Linked DNA regions of Homo sapiens: region 1 is linked to region 2. The links are chromatin loops, found by intact Hi-C in ENCODE. Cell type or tissue: body of pancreas. All regions are shown on one strand. Links, peaks and the distances in the headings refer to the core of each region. The heading gives the core; the rest is flanking DNA. Region 1 overlaps AGBL4 (AGBL carboxypeptidase 4). Region 2 overlaps AGBL4 (AGBL carboxypeptidase 4).

What was found. Hi-C counts contacts between places; a loop is a spot of excess contacts. Peaks named below come from ENCODE experiments on the same cell type or tissue, not always from the same donor. Only the 100,000 strongest peaks of a DNase experiment are listed, where the experiment ranks them.
Region 1: it touches region 2 in a loop (7-fold over the local background); 1 of 110 quality-filtered maps calls a loop at or near these places.

Annotation. Positions count from the first base shown.
Region 1 is chr1:49,647,225-49,655,562 of GRCh38, forward strand. All of the region lies in intron 3 of AGBL4 (AGBL carboxypeptidase 4), which reads right to left. Among named protein-coding and RNA genes, the nearest start is that of AGBL4-IT1, 180 kb to the left of the region's middle. In body of pancreas, for the core only: no CTCF peak of the experiment used is centred there; no DNase peak of the experiment used is centred there.
Region 2 is chr1:49,294,586-49,302,923 of GRCh38, forward strand. The region is part of intron 3 of AGBL4 (AGBL carboxypeptidase 4); the gene reads right to left. Among named protein-coding and RNA genes, the nearest start is that of AGBL4-AS1, 41 kb to the left of the region's middle. In body of pancreas, for the core only: no CTCF peak of the experiment used is centred there; a DNase peak (open chromatin) is centred at 3,926.

The DNA of each region.
Region 1 (8,338 bases), core at 305-8,304, 350 kb after region 2:
CCAGCCTAGCAGGTAAGAAGCTTGGAAATTGCTATTCCATTCTAACAAGTAAAAAGCTAAATAAATTGAAAAAAACTACAACTTTTAGATTCATAAGAGAAATGAGATCATAAGGCAAACTACTGCCCTCAAAGCTGAAGAAACAGAAGACAGAAACAACAGAGAAGCAGCCTACAAGCAAAAACCTCCACAGGAACCAGTGCCAGTGCAGGAAAACCTGAACTCTTAATTGATGAATTGCTGGAGAATTGGTTTGGACAACTCTGGCATTAAAAATTACAGGGGGACTCAGTCATTATGGGGCACCCACAGTTTTGTGAATTTTACATCCAGTAGCTCTACCAGGTCTTCTTGGTGAATACTGGAGAAAGATCCTCCATGATCCAGGCAGGGGGAGGGTGAAATAACCATTTAAAAATACTCCAGATCATTCTCTTCTACTTAACAAGGTCTTCTCTCAGGAGAAACTATGTAATCAGAGCCTAACCTACAGGGATTTGGTCAGAACTTAACTGACTTGAGAGAAGGGGAATACCCACCTCCAGCCCACTCTAGACCTTCTTCCTGACCCACCTACGAGGGAAAGAGAAGCCTATGAGAAGTTCACAATCCAGAGGTATGGACTGACCCAAAAAAAAAAAAAAAAACCTGAGGACTAATTGTAGAACTACAGAAGATGTCCTCTCTTTCCATATCTTACCACCACATTACTAAAGGCCTATTTATAGGATTTCCTTCTGCCCAGTACATCATGTCCAGCTAACTAAAAACATAGTTGAGGAGATAAAGCAAGCATCAAAACCAGACTCAGAAATGGCAGGGATGGTGAAATTATTACACCAGCAATTTATTAAAACTATAATTAATATGTTAAGAATGCTAATGGGTGAAGTAGACAACATGCAGGGACAGATGGGCAATACAGGCAGAGATAAAAACTTTAAGAAAGAACAACAAAGAAATTCTAGGGATTTAAACACTATAACATAAATGAAGAATACTTTTAATGGGCTTAATATAGGCTGGACACAGCTGAGAAAAGAGCTTCTGATCTTCAGAATATCTCAATAGATACCTCAAAAATGGAAAAGCAAAGGAAAAAATGACAGGAAAAAAAAAAACCAAGAACAGAATATCCAAAACCTGTAATACGACTACAAAATGTGCAACATACACATAAAGGGAATACTAGAAAAAAGACAGAATGGAACAGAAGAAATATTTGCAAACATGATGACTAAGAGTTCTCCCAAAGTTAATGTCAGACACAAAACCACAAATCCAGGAGGCTCACAGAACACCAAGCAGGATAAATGCCAGAAAATTAAACATAAGCTTATCATTTTAAAACGAAAGAAAATCAAGGATAAAGAAAAATCCAAAAAGAATACAGAGGAAATAACACCTTATCTAGGGGTAAGTAAAAATAAGAATTACAACCAACTTCTCTCCAGAAACTATGCAAGCAAAAAGACAACGGAGTAAAATATTGAAAGTGTGGAGAAAAAAAACTACAATTCTTTTACTCTACGAAATTATCCTTCAAAAATGGAGGAAAAATACTTTCTCAAATAAAAAAAAAAGGAATCTGTAGCCAGTAGACCTGTCTTGAAAGAAATGTTAAAAGAAATTATTTCAAGAGAAGAAAAATTATATACCTAAGAAATTCAGAACATAAAGAGCATCAGAGAATAAATAAGTGAAGGTAAAATGAAAGCATATTTTTCTCATTCTTCATTGACCTAATTGAAATAATACTAGCAAAAATATATATAACTATGCATGCATATCAAATTACACACACTTATGTATGCTTATGCATATGTGAAATGAATGACAACAATCATACAGTGGACAGGAGGGACAAATACAGCAGATATTAATCCAACTGTATCAATGATTACATTGAGTGCCAAGCACTATAAATGGACCTACTAAAAGATAGAGATGGTAACAACGGATAGTAAAACAAGATCCAACTATATGTCATCTATAATAAACCAACTTTAAATATAAAGATACATATAGATTAAAAGTAAATGGATGGAAAAAGATATATAAAAATTTAATGCCAATTTCTAAAAATAAGAATAGCTATATTAATTTCAGACAGAGCCAACTTTAGAGCAAGGAAAGTTATCAGGAATAAATGGAGTGATATACAATGATTCAGGTCACTTCTTCAAGAAAACATAACAACCCTTAATGTGTATGTATCTAACAAGAGAGCATCAAACTACATGAGACAGAAATTTCTAGAACTGCAAGTAGAAACAGATTGATCCACTATTATGGTTGGAAACTTCAACGCCCCTTTATCAGAAATGGACAGATCCAGCAGGCAGAAAATCAATACGGATATAGTTTTTAGCTCAACAATCAATATAATGGACCATAAATCATTATAATCACCATCAATATAATGGACATCTATAAACTACTTCATCCAACAACAGAAGAATATACATTCTTCTCAAGCTCTAGTAGGAAATTAACCAAGATAGACCTCATTTGGAGCCATAAAACATATCTAAACTAATTTAAAAGAATGGAATTCATATAATGTTTACTCTCTGGCCACAACGGAATGAAACTAAAAATAAGTAACAAAAAGTTACCCAGAAAATCCCCAAATACTTGCAGATTAAACAACACACTTATAAATAACATATAGGTAAAAAATATCAAGAGAATATAAGAAATATTTTGAACTTAATAAAAATGAAAGGACAACTCATCAAAATTTGTGGGATGTATCAAAAGCAGGAGTTGGAAGGAAAATTACAGTATTGAAGGCATATATTGCTAAATAAGAATACTCTGAAATCAATCATCTATGTTTTCCTTTTAGTAAAATATTTGAATCCAAAGTAAGCAGAAGAGTTTCCTTGTTCTTTTTTTCCCCAAGATGGCTGAATAGAGACATCAGATGCCAATTCTCCTGAGAAAGAAATTCAAAGTTACAGGTAAATGGTCATGATCTGAGTGGAAAGCTGAAGGAAGTGAGCCAAGGTCTGTGAGAGCCCATAGGAAAAAAGCTGGGGGCACAGAAAAGGAAGGCAGCAAGAATATGGCAAAGGCTGACCCCTGAGGAACTTGAAGTCCCACAGAAAGGGTAAGTGAGAGTGTTTCTTTGCTCCCCTCACCGCTGTGACAAACTGCTGACGACTAAATTGCTGGGGAATGCCTCTGCCCTTGCAACCCTAGGAAATGCGGTCAGTAGCAACTCAGAAACTTCCTAGGGACAGAGCACTGAGTGGCCAGCTCATGGAGGTGCATTCACACTCCCCTCAGGCCTAAACTGACATAGCAGGTGCCACACTGGTTGTGCACCTGTTGTGGGCCATTGCTCTTCCTGGGGATCCTCAGCCATTGTGTCACCATATCACCAGATCCCCTGCAAATATACCACAGACTCTTCTCTGACTTTGGCAACTACAGGGAACCAGTGGGACCTTGGAAAATTGCAGGATCCCTTCAACATGGGCTGCCCCTAGGAGATGGAGGAGCACAGCTCACCTAAGTGCACCTTGATACAAAGGAAATGTGAACGCAGTCCCTATCTGTGAAGCGGGTGGTACTAGTGGCCAGAAACAGATACGGAGGAGTAAACCCCACTCCCCCTATTCACTATTGTGGATGTAGCAGAGGCTTTCTCTGCTGGGGGCTGACATGAGTGCCCTTGGAAACAGCATTTCCAGCACTATTCATGGTAGCTGCACCCCACTGAAAGGGTACCTGTACCACCTGGGCTTGCAGACAGGGCATGGGCCATCTGCCCTCCGTACACAGAGCAGTAGCGTCCTAGCAACACAGCACAGACAAGCCACAGAATTGTCTGCTCTGGAATGGGGGAAGAGGATCTGCCCTGCAACCACTTTTGTGGTAGCAGCCAGAGAGGTTTATTTCAAGAATCTCAGTTGCACTGTGGCTGGGAGATAAAGCACAAGTCTATTAATTGAAGATCATAAACCTTGCAACAAGGGCATGATAGGGAAAAGGATTGTGTTCCTGCCTGCCCAGGACAAGGAACTGGTGCAGCGCCCCCTACCCCTCTCCCCAAGACCTCAGCACATCCCAACACAAATTTCCCCTGCCAACCCCATCAAAGAGGGTCCTTTCATTAGTTATCAGGCTGTGAAAGAAGGAGCTAGTGCCTACTCTTAAACACCACCTACTGGACTGAAGACTTAACTGCCCCACCATGTAAGAAATCTGCTATCAGAAGGGCATAGAGCTAATGTAAGACAGACGCTTCCTGAGACCTCCGCATTTCCAATCTTGCAGAAGATTGTGTGTTTGGCTCATATGCCAAACACATTACTACAACAAGCAGCATTTGAGAAAGCCACCACACAAAAGCTACCCATAACACCAAGGAACTTATTCAGAGCCTTGGCCCCTGAAAGCATCCAGAAACAAAGCCAAAGAAACATACACAAGATACACTGCAGTCACATTCTCAAGGTACAAATTAAAAAAAAAGAAATCCCACTCAAACAACAGCAAATTCAAAATAAGAAGTGACAGCTTCTTGAGACGAGAAGGAATTAGTGCAAGAACTCTGGCAGTACAAAAAGACAAAGTTTTTGACACCACCAAAGGATTGCACTAGCTCTCTACAATGGATCCTGACCAAAATTAAAATTCTAAAATGATGATTAAGAATTCAAAATATATATTGTAAGAAAGCTCAATGAGTGCCAAGAGAAAGTTAAAAATCAACACAAAGAAACTAGAAAAAAACAATTCAGGATGTGAAAGACAAGATATAATAAAAAAGAATTTCTGGAAATGAAAAATTCACTGAATTAATTCCAAAATATAGTTGAGAGCTTCAGCAATAGGCTAGACCAAGCATAAGGAAGAATTTCAGAGCTTGAAGGCCAGTCTTTCTAATTAGCCCAATCAGTCAAAAACAAAGCAAAAAAAATTTATTTAATGAACAAAGCCTTCAAGAAACATAAGATTATGGAAAATTACCAAACCTAATGATGTACAGGCATTTCAGAGACAGAAGGAAAAAAGAGTAGACAACTTGGCAAACATATTTGAGGAAATAATTCAAGAAAATTTCCATGCTCTTGCTGTAGAGGTAGACATCCAAATACAAGAAATATAGAGAACACCTGAAAGCTATTATACAAGAAGGACATCATCTTGCTTTTCCCACAGATCCTTGCAACCCACAAATAAGGAAGTCCCTCATGACCCCAAGCACATAGCTGTGCAGACTCACAGGGACTGCTCGGGTAGGTGGCTGCTCGAGCAGGCACTGAGACACAGGAGTTTTTGCATTGTCTGGTTCTGGAAACTCCAGTGAGGCACAGCAGGCTGGAGACTGCCTAAGAAGACTGAGTACTGGCAATGGGTAGGGATGGCCACCATCACTAGGGCTCCAGTTGGTTGTTTTCCCCTGCTGCCAGTGCCAGCAAGACTGGGCAATTTGGACAAGGAGCAATTCCCCACAGCGCAGCACAGCAGCTGGGACAGTTCAAGGCCAGACAGCGGGACCCAGATCCACTCCTAACCAGGAAGAACCCCTCTGTGAGAATTTCAGCATCCCCAACCAGGGGTTTATAAACAGAACTCTGATATCCCTGAGAGAAGCTCCTAGGAAGAGGGGCGGCTGCAGTATTGTCAATCAGTGGTCTTAGTCTTTTCTAACTGCTGGCTCTCAGGAGTCAGGGTAGCCCGAGGATTCTGCCCAACTGCAGCACACCCGCTTTGCCAAGGGGAAGCCAGACCCCTTATTTAAGTGGGTCCCTGATCCCACTCCGCCTGACTGGGTGAGACCTCCCAACAGGAGTCTCCAGAAACCTCATGCAGGAGCATTCCAGCCAGCATCAGGTCAGTGACCCTCTGAGACAGAGCTCCTACAGTAAGGAACAGGCTGACATCTTTGCTATTCTGCAGCCTCCACTGGTGATAACTCCAGGGGCAGGAGGGACCCAAGTGAATAGGGTCTGGAGTGGACCCCAAGCAAAACGCAGCAACCCTAAGGAAGAGGGGTCTGATTGCTAAAAGAAAAACAAGTGCAAAGAAACAACAACAACATAAATGAAAAACACCCCACAAAACCACATCCAAGGTCAGCATCTCAAAGATCAAAAGTAGATAAACCCATGAAGATGAGAAAGAATCAACATAAAAATGCTGAAAACTCAAAAAGCCAGAGTGCCTCTTCTCCTCCAAATGATCACAACACGTCTCCAGCAAGGGCACAGAACTGCGCTAAGGCTGAAATGGATGAATTGGAAGAAGTAGGCTTCAGAAGATGGGTAATAACAAACTTTACTAGCTAAAGGATTATGTTCTAACTCATTGCAAAGAAATGAAGAAGCATGACAAAACATTACAGGAACTGTTAACTAGAAAATAAAACAGTTTAGAGATGAATATAACTGACCTGACGGAGCTGAAAAACACAACATGAGAAGTTCACAATGCAAACACAAGTATCAACAGCCAAATAGACCAAGCAGAAGAAAGGATATAAGAGCTTGAAGACTGTCTTGCTGAATTATGGAAGGTAGATGAGATTAGAGAAAAAAGAATGAAAAGTAACAAACAAAACCTCCGAGAACTATGGGATTATATAAAAAGACTGAACGTACGACTGATAGAGGTATCTGAAAGAGACCGGGAGAATGGAACCAAGTTCAAAAACACACTTCAGGATATCATCTAGGAGAACTTCCCCAACCTAGCAAGATAGTCCAATGTACAAATTCAGGAAATACAGACAACCCCAGTAAAGTACTCCATGAGAAGACCAACCCCAAGACACATAATCATCAGATTCTCCAAGATCGAAACGAAAGAAAACATTTTAAGGGCAGCCAGAGAGAAAGGCCAGGTCACCTATAAAAGGAAATCCAACAGACTAACAGCAGACCTCTTAGTGGAAACCCTACAAGCCAGAAGAGATTGGGGGCCAATATTCAACATTCTTAAAGAAAAAAATGTCCAGGAGCAGGTTGTTCAATTTCCATGTAGTTCAGCGGTTTTGACTGAGTTTCTTAATCCTGAGTTCTAGTTTGATTGCACTGTGGTCTGAGAGACAGTTTGTTATAATTTCTGTTCTTTTACATTTGCTGAGGAGTGCTTTATTTACAACTATGTGGTCAATTTTGGAATAGGTGAGCTGTGGTTTTGAGAAGAATGTATATTCTGTTGATTTGGGGTGGAGAGTTCTGTAGATGTCTATTAGGTCTGCTTGGTGCAGAGCTGAATTCAATTCCTGGATATCCTTGTTAGCTTTCTGTCTCGTTGATCTGTCTAATGTTGACAGTGGGGGTTAAACTCTCCCATTATTATTGTGTGGGAGTCTAAGTCTCTTTGTAGGTCTCTAAGGACTTGCTTTATGAATCTGGGTGCTCCTGCATTGGCAGCATATATATTTGGGATAGTTAGCTCTTCTTGTTGAATTGATCGCTTTATCATTATATAATGGCCTTCTTTGTCTCTCTTGATCTTTGTTGGTTTAAAGTCTGTTTTATCAGAGACTAGGATTGCAACCCCTGCCTTTTTTTGCTTTCCATTTGCTTGGTAGATCTTCCTCCATCCCTTTATTTTGAGCCTATGTGTGTCTCCGCACGTGAGATCGGTTTCCTGAATACAGAACACTGATGATCTTGACTCTTTATCCAATTTGCCAGTCTGTGTCTTTTAACTGGAGCATTTAGCCCAGTTACATTTAAGGTTCATATTGTTATGTGTGAATTTGATCCTGTCATGATGATGTTAGCTGGTTATTTTGCTTGTTAGCTGATGCAATTTCTTCCTAGCATCAATGGTCTTTATAATTTGGCATGTTTTTGCAGATGCTCATACCGGTTATGCTGGTACCAGTTCCTTTCCATGTTTAGTGCTTCCTTCAGAAGCTCTTGTTGGGCAGGCCTGGTGGTGACAAAATCTCTCAGCATTTGCTTGTCTCTAAAGGATTTTATTTCCCCTTCACTTTTATGAAGCTTAGTTTGGCTGGATATGAAATTATGGGTTGAAAATTTTTTTCTTTAAGAATGTTGAATATTAGCCCCCACTCTCTTCTGGCTTGTAGAGTTTCTGCCAAGAGATCAGCTGTTAGTCTGATGGGCTTCCCTTTGCGGGTAACCCAACCTTTCTCTCTGGCTGCCCTTAACATTTTTTCCTTCATTTCAGCTTTGGTGAATCTGACAATTAAGTGTCTTGGAGTTGCTCTTCTCGAGTAGTATCTTTGTGGCATTCTCTGTATTTCCTGAATTTGAAGGCAGAAATAAAGATGTTCTTTGAAACCAATGAGAACAAAGACACAACATACCAGAATCTCTGGGACACACTTAAAGCAGTGTGTAGA
Region 2 (8,338 bases), core at 135-8,134:
ATCTAAAAATGGTTTTGAATCCTATGTCACTAAGTCAATCTCTCCAACCTCATGTAGCCCAGCTTTTCCAGACTAAGCTCTCTATTTCTGCCAGATCTGGCTCTTCAACAGCCCCAACATAGCTCTAGAATGCTTTTCCTCCTCTGCCAGCCTGGTTCACTCCTACGCATGTTCTGAGACTCAGCTGAGGTGTCATTTCCTCCGAGGAGCTTTATTTAATCCTCAAACTCACATAGGTACCTCCTCTTTTCTCCCTCTGCAACCTGTGCATTCTATCACAGCAATCATCATGCTTTATTGTAAAATACTTGTTTACTTGTCTGCATCCCTCATCCTCCAAAATGGAACATTCTTAAGGATAAGACTTTATTTTTCTTTGTACCCTGGCATTCAGTAGGCTCCAGTTGTAATGATTGCTAAATAAATGAATAAATGTATGAATGCGTAAGTGAATCCATGAATAAATAAATTAATTGAATGTAGAACTATTATTCATTCCAGCATCCATGTCTTTGTTCTCATCACTTAAGTCTCCCTGGATTTCTCCCTTCCACCTACCCAAATCCTATTCATTCAGTTTCTGTTAGAGTTCTACCTTGTACATACTACAGTGTAAGCATTGAGGATATAACAAAAAATGCTATGTACCCCCACTCTCCAGGACCTCACAGTAGGTTATGGAAGAGGTAGATGTAAATAGTTGTTTACAATGCAGTGTTACCAGAACATGGCAGAGTGACAAAGTGGAGCCTCTGGGATCATAGAGGAAAGGACCAATGCCAGCCTGGTAGATCAGGGATGTTTTCCTAAAGAAGGCTCTCTCTGACTTAAGACTTTGAGGAAAAGTAAGATTTCCAGGTAAAGTTTGGGGATTTGGGATAATATAAAACATTTCAGACAGAAAAACTGTGAATATAGGTAGAGATGTGAAACAACATAGTGTAGTGGAGGAACCTAGAGTCAAACTAGGAAGTCAGAAGTAAGACTAAACAACCTGTCTAGGATCAGAATCTATTCAGTGAAAAAGATGGCACTAGAGCCCAGACTTCCTAATTTCAAGTGCAGTATTGCTTCTATTACCCCAGAAAACACTACCATTAGATTACATTTAAGGAGCTTCTGTGACTCTCCAATGGAAAATGCCCAAGTGTAGCACTTTGTCTCTTTAGTGGGTAGGCCTCACTCCCCAGGACTCTATTTATATCAAATCTCAGGAGATTTTAGCAGTTCACCTAACTGTTCAAAGACTCTAACACAGCAAGACATCTATAGTTTACTGCAATTCTAACTCTGAAGTGTTCAAGCCTCCATAGCAACTTGGAGTCATAGTAGTGACTCTAAAGCAAACTAAAGAAAGCCCAAACATCACCCACTGATGACTTTCTGTGACAACGTATCTTTGTCTAGAGAATGGCAACTACAAGTTGCTGAAATGTACCAGAGTAATTGCGTATTATTGAGATAAATGGTTTGTCAACTAAGACCCTTAAAAATGTTTCAATTATCCCAATTTTGTTAAAGTATCTTTAATAAAAAAATGCCACTTACTGCAATACATGATAGCTAATGCCTACTGTTAGGCATTCTGGGTTTATCAGCATTATTCCTAACAACAATGCTGCAATGTGAACATCAATATCTCTATTATACAGTTGAGAAAATAGAGGTTCAGAGAAATCAAGTTACATTCCTGAGGTCACAAAGCTTGTAGAGGTGGAACTAGGATTCAACCTTGAGTATGTCTGACTTGAAAGCCAGTGATAGTTCTGATAACTCAAATTGTGCAGTTGAGCTCATCCTCCTTGTCCCTCTACCCCAAACTCTCAAATTTAATGACTATTGGACTATGGTTAAGGTATCATAGAAAAAGTTCCAAATAAAAGAGTCAGGAGACCCTAGTTAATTAACCATTACTTTCTCTGTGACTTCATTCCCATTGTTAGGAGTATGTCTAAATGATTTTTAAGGTCTCTAATAGTTCTGACAGTCTGTGACTCTGAGATTTTAAAATATTTTTATGTAACAACTTCCCCATGGAAAGGTCATAGCCCTGAAAAGGTCATAGCCCTGTGAGTTGCCTGTAGTGGGAAGATAGGAGGATAAAACTCTCAGAGAAATTGAATTGAGTTCTTTGGGTTTATCAACATGAAAAATAGGTACCTAGCTGCCAGAATGTAAAGGAATAAGTCCTTGGGAGATAAACTTAGTTAAGGCAGAGCCTCTTCTGTGTCAACACTGTCAGCAGCAACCTCAGTCAATGTCATAAATGCAGTGAAGATTCTAGAAAAATATGTTGTTGCTTTTGCAGAAGATAATAGGACCTTTTAACCAAGTGGCACAATAGACTCCACATTTGATCTGAACCTAAAGTCAAAAAAGACCCAATATCTTACTGTAAGTATCTTGGCTGGTCAGCATTTTTAATGGTTCCTTCTCTGCCTATGCTCAAGGCCAAAAGCATTCCAAAAAATCCAAGGCAGCTCATTCCTTCAGCTTAATTTCTCCAAAATACAACTTTCATCTTCTGGCTTTTCTCATTTTTGTCAATCCCTAGTTTCTATTCCATTGTCTCACATCTGGCCAAGAGAATCTTGCTTCATTCACTTATTTTTAAAACATTTATTGAGTCCATACTATGTGCCAGATACAAGCTCTCTGAAGTTAGTAATAGCTGTGCTGAGATCTGAAGGATGAGTAGGATTTATTCAAAAACAGATTGAGAGCAGGAAGCTAGGAGTGGTGAGAGGCCAGGAGGGAGGAGAAAGTTACAGACAGATAGAAAAGTCTGTGTAAAAAACACAGGTTAAAGAAAGAGTGCTCAAGAAATTAAGAGCAGTTCAATACAGCTAGAATGTAGAATACGCCAGGGAAATTGCAAGGGATGAAGCTGGAGAGGTAAGCTGTGGAACAGAGAATACTGATTCTGCCACTTACTAGCTATGTGACCAATCTCAGTTTCTTATCTAGAAGATGAAGACAATGACTCTTGCTTCCTGTAGCACTTGGTTTCTCGCATTTAGTAGGTGCTTAAACATTCACTGAATTTGATTCTTGGAATGGAAAGGAAGGACAGAAACTGAAAAAGCATAAAACAGTGGCATCGGACAGTTTTTCCTTATGTGACAAGAAAAAGTAGACTTTTTTTGAGTGGTCTAGAGTTTCCTAATCTGGCATCCAATTAGATGACAGGCCCAGGTTCAGTCCAAGTACCTAAGCCTATTATGATTTCCTAAAATTCAAGGCACAGAATCACCCTAGCAGCTTCCTCACTCCTCATGCTGTGAGTTCTGCACAGAGCCCTAAGAAAGTTGTCAGCCATGAGATTCCTTTCACCTCCAATGCAAACACACATGGCACAGGCATATGATTCCCATCTGGATCCGCCCCCAACTTCCGGCCAGGAGGCTGCTGTGTAGGCAGGAACGTCTGCCTTTGAATTTGCTAGCCTAACCTGGCATCCTGAGCCAGCCTCTCCAAGCAGTAACACACAGACCTGGCAAAACTCACACTTCTGTAAATTCCTTTCAGGGTCCTGTCCATCTCTACTACTTCCTTGCCCTGTCAGAAGAAGTCGACCCAGGCCAGGGACAACTTTGCTCATACCAAACAAGTGGGTTTTTATTTCTGTAGAGAATGGCAGCCTTTTCTTTAATCCAAGGAACAGATGCTGGCCCAGGAGGAGAATGGGCTGAAAGTCCCACCTATCACCCTAAGGCCATTAGGGCCAAGAATTGTTATTCAAAGCAACAGATCTCCCCTCTCCCCCCAGGTTCCCTGATGGTTTCAGTGCCCAGCTACTGCAGAGTTATTACCGTCATCATCTCTGCTGGATTCTACGCCCCAGTCAAATTGGCAACATTCCTTCTATTTGCAAACAGATTGCAAAATAAGAACCCCAGGAAGGATACAAGCTGGCCAGGCTCCAAGGACTTTCAGCAGCAATCATGCTAAATCAGGGCTGCATCTTACTCCCTGAACAACAGCAGGTGCTGGCACTGCCTCCCAGTGGCCCTGGATCATTGAGGGGTGCCTGGCCTCTCCTTCCTCCCTCCCTCCCTCCCTCCTCCTTCTTGAAAATAAGCTGTCTGGGAAAAAGGAGAGGGCAAAACTTGATGGGAAATTATAAGCAAGAATACATCATTGGAATTCTAAACTGTTCACAAATTTTCTGACATGGGAATTTTATCTCCATGAAGACTGGGTTGGCATATAGCAGCAAGAGAAACTTTCTTTGAATCATTTTCCTCCAAGGTTCTAAACCTTCTATCTCTTCTCTGCCTTAGTCTGACATTCATGATCCTCTGCAATCTAGCCACTCGTATGTGTGTCCTGACTTCTCTACTGAACTGATCCTTCTTCTTTTGCCCACACCCTTCCCTCAGTTACTTGCTTTATCATCAAAGACAAACAATGGATACAACAACAGTAACAATGACCATTGCCGTTTACTAAGTCCTTATTGTGTAACACGCCATAATAAGTGCTTTACATACATTTTCTAGTTTAATCCTAAAAAAAAATCCAAAAGTAGGCTGTATCAATATTCCCATATCACAGTTGAAAAAAAAGGCTAGAATTGTAAGTAACTTGGCATAGGTTATAAAGCTAGTATATGAGATGTCTGGATTGAAATATCATTTGTTACTTGAAACAATTTTTCTGAAATGGATCTTACTTTCCCCCCTGTACAGATGAGGAAAGATGTCTATAGGTTTAATAACATGCCTAAGGTAACACAGCTTGTGGTAGAATGGAACTCAAAATAAGATCTGATTACGTAGCCTTTACTCTTAAACATTACTACTGTAGATGGGTATTAAATTAGCTACCTCTCTTCTTTAGGGAAGAGAAATAAATATCTGTCTCATCTAACTCAATGGCTCAAATAAGATAGTGTCAATGAAAACATGTTGTAAATAGTATGGCAATATGTGAAATTAGTTACAATTGATATTACTTTAGTTCACATAGTAAAAACATTTTGTTCATTTTTAGTAGACAACTTGCTTTTTCTTCCTTTCCAAACTGTATACCTTGTATTTCCTTTTCTGGTCCTGTCACAATAGCTAGGACTTCCCATACTTACAATGTTACATGGGAGTTTTCAGGGGAGACATCTTTCCTTGTTCCTGATCTTGAGGAATAAACATTCCATTTCTCACCATTAAGTACCAATGTAATCTAGAGGTTTTCTGTAGATGTTCTCCATCAAGTTGAGGAACTTTCTTTCTATTCCTAGTTTTCTGAGTTTTTTTTTCTTTTAAATCATGAATGGGTGTTGAATTCTGTCAATTTTTTTTCCATAGCCTGTCTATGTGGTACTCTCATTAATTTTTTAATGTTGAGCCAGTTTTGCATACCTGGAATAAATCCCAATGTATAATTCTTTTCACACATCATTGTACTTGATTTGCTAATATTTTGTTGATGTTAATTTGTTAATAGTTTGTTTCTATATTATTGAAAGATATTGGCATGCAACTTTCCTTCCTGTCTTTACCTTCTTTTGCTGACAATTTGCTTTTTATCATGTAATGAAGGCAAATGTTATTCTACCAACCATCCTTTGGCAATTTTGTTCTTCCCCAGAAATAAAATTTCGGAGTAACATTTTTGATCTAGTCCATAATTGCAGATGTAGTAAAAGTACAAGAGCAGAGACTTTGTAGTCACACAGACCTGGGTGTGCATCCCAGTTCTGTCATTACTCTGTGACCTGTGTTAGTTATTAAATCTCAGCAGACCTCTGTTCATTAATTGGTAAAATGGGAAATGATAATTTCTTTCTGCAATGTTATATCAAGGATATAAAACAAAACAAAAACAGCCTAGATATGTGGCATTAAAACCCAATGAGATAAGGGTAACTTTGTGTCATTATTTTAAAAATCCAATTTAGTAACAAAACCAAAGGGGTGTTTTTCTGCTTTTATAGCGGTTCCCTGAACAGGAGACCCACAGGTCTCCATTAACAGCCTCAGTATGCTTATACAGGGGCAAAGATGATTTCTCAAGAACACAAATCTCACCATGTCTCACCCCTTCTGAACCCCCTTGAATGGCTTCCTATTGTCTTTAAGACAAATTCCGATCTCTTTAACATGGCAGTTTGTGCCCTAGATGATCTTTCCTGCATACCTCTCCAGATTAATCTCTTCCATGCCTGTGCTCTAATTTGGCCATGGAAAAAATAGCTAGTTCGTTGTGCTATTCTGCATAAAATGCCTTCTTTGAACTCTGTGCCTGGCTAATTATATTGTAATCCTCATAACTTCACTTTGGTATGACCCTCCTGTAGGAAGCCTTTCCTGATCGTAAGCCATGGTTAGAAATTCTTCCTTTGTGCTTCCACTGCCTATACTTGCCTCTCTCATAGTTTGAATGACTGTGATTTAACTGTCTGGTTATAATCCATTTCTCTCACTGGATTAAGAGCTCCTTGAGGACAAGGAGCATGTCTTGTTTGTGGCATATAATATGTGCTAACATAATGTTTGAAAACTTAATAAGAAAGGTCCATAAATGACCTTTGATTGGTATGCATTGTGAAGCAGGCATTCACTGATCAGTATCTCTCAATTTACAGCATCATTTCAGCTAGGAGCTATCAAATGATTCTGGGCTGTGGGACAATTAGACCCTCTACTGATTCCTCTCCAGAGGAAAAAAGGCAGTTAGTTCTTCAATGCAAGGTGAACCTGAAACAACCTTTGCAAAAATTATAACAGTGAGAGAAATTTAACAGAACTGACTCCATCTTGCTTCTAACATCACAAGCTAACTGTCTTTGCTAATCACTATGTGTGGGCTTAACTAACTATGGGAAGAATTTAGTCTATAGTTTAAGGAATTTAGTTTAATAGTTTAATTTTAAAGCAAGTATGCTAATAGTCCCTTCCCAAAGCTAACTCCCTCCCTGTTTGGGGACTGAAACTGCCTTTGTAAAACTAATGAAAGGACACAAGGTTAAAATTATGGTAGGGGCTTGAATTCTGCTAAGGTATAGGAATAATTAAACAATACCTAGTCATCGTTTCCTAGTTTGCTTCCTGCTCAGGAGCCAAGTGGCTGGTGGGAACAAGATTTGTAAACTTCACTAATTGCCTCTATAGATAACATCACTATTATGAAACCTAAGACTGTTGTTTGAGATATTTTTTAGACCTTCCATTCTGGCAGACCAATTGACGCTACCCAGACCGATGACCCCCACCCAGGAATGGACTCAGCATGTGAAGACATTTTCAGCACTGTTGTGAATTCATCCCCAACCCAACCAATCAACAGTATCCATTCCCTATCCCCCTGCCCATGAAACTACTGCTAAAAACTCTAGCCTCCAAATTCTCTGGAGGATGGATTTGAGGAAATATCTCCCATCCTCCTTGCTCAGCTGCCTTGTTAAACTTTCTTGGATGCAACATCTGCTGTCTTAGTGATTGGTTTTTTCTGTGCAGCAGGCAAGATGAACCTGTTGGGCTATAATAAACCTTCCTCCTTCTCTTCTCCTCTCCCCCAACCCTTTTTTGGATTGCAAGCCATCTGAGGAGTAGTAATTATGAGAAAATCTACACTACAATTATTGTCACATTTAGCTTTATATTGTCATTAAAAAAAAAACTCTTGAAATTAATGAACAATTATGTTTTTCCTACCCTTCTTTCACATGCACTTTTTTTTTTTCTGAGGCGTAGTCTCACTCTGTAGTGCAAGCTAGAGTGCAATGGCGCAATCTTGGCTCAATGCAACCTCTGCCTCCCAGGTTGAAGTGATTCTCCTGCCTCAGCCTCCCGAGTAGCTGGGACTACAGGCATACACCACCACACCCAGCTAATTTTTTTGTATTTTTAGTAGAAACGGGGTTTCACCATGTTAGCCAGGCTAGTCTCAAACTCCTGACCTCAGGCAATCCACCCGCCTTGGCCTCCCAAAGTGCTGGGATTACAGGCATAAGCCACTGTGCCCAGCCCACATTTTATTTTATTTTATTTTTATTTATTTTATTTTATATTTTATTTTATTTTTTTATTTTATTTTATTTTATTTTATTTTATTTTATTTTATTTTATTTTATTTTATTTTATTTTATTTTATATTCCTAGAGATATGTGCAGGACATGCAGGTTGTTACATAGGGAAACTTGTGACATGGTGGTTTGTTGCATGTAACAACCTGTCACCTAGGTATTAAGCCCCACATGCATTAGCTATTTATCCTGATGTTCTCCCTCCCCCTGCCCCCTGACAGGCCTCAGTGTGTGTTGTTTACCTCCCTGTGTCTATGTGTTCTCATTGTTCAGCTCTCACTTATAAGTGAGAACATGTAGTGTTTGGTTTT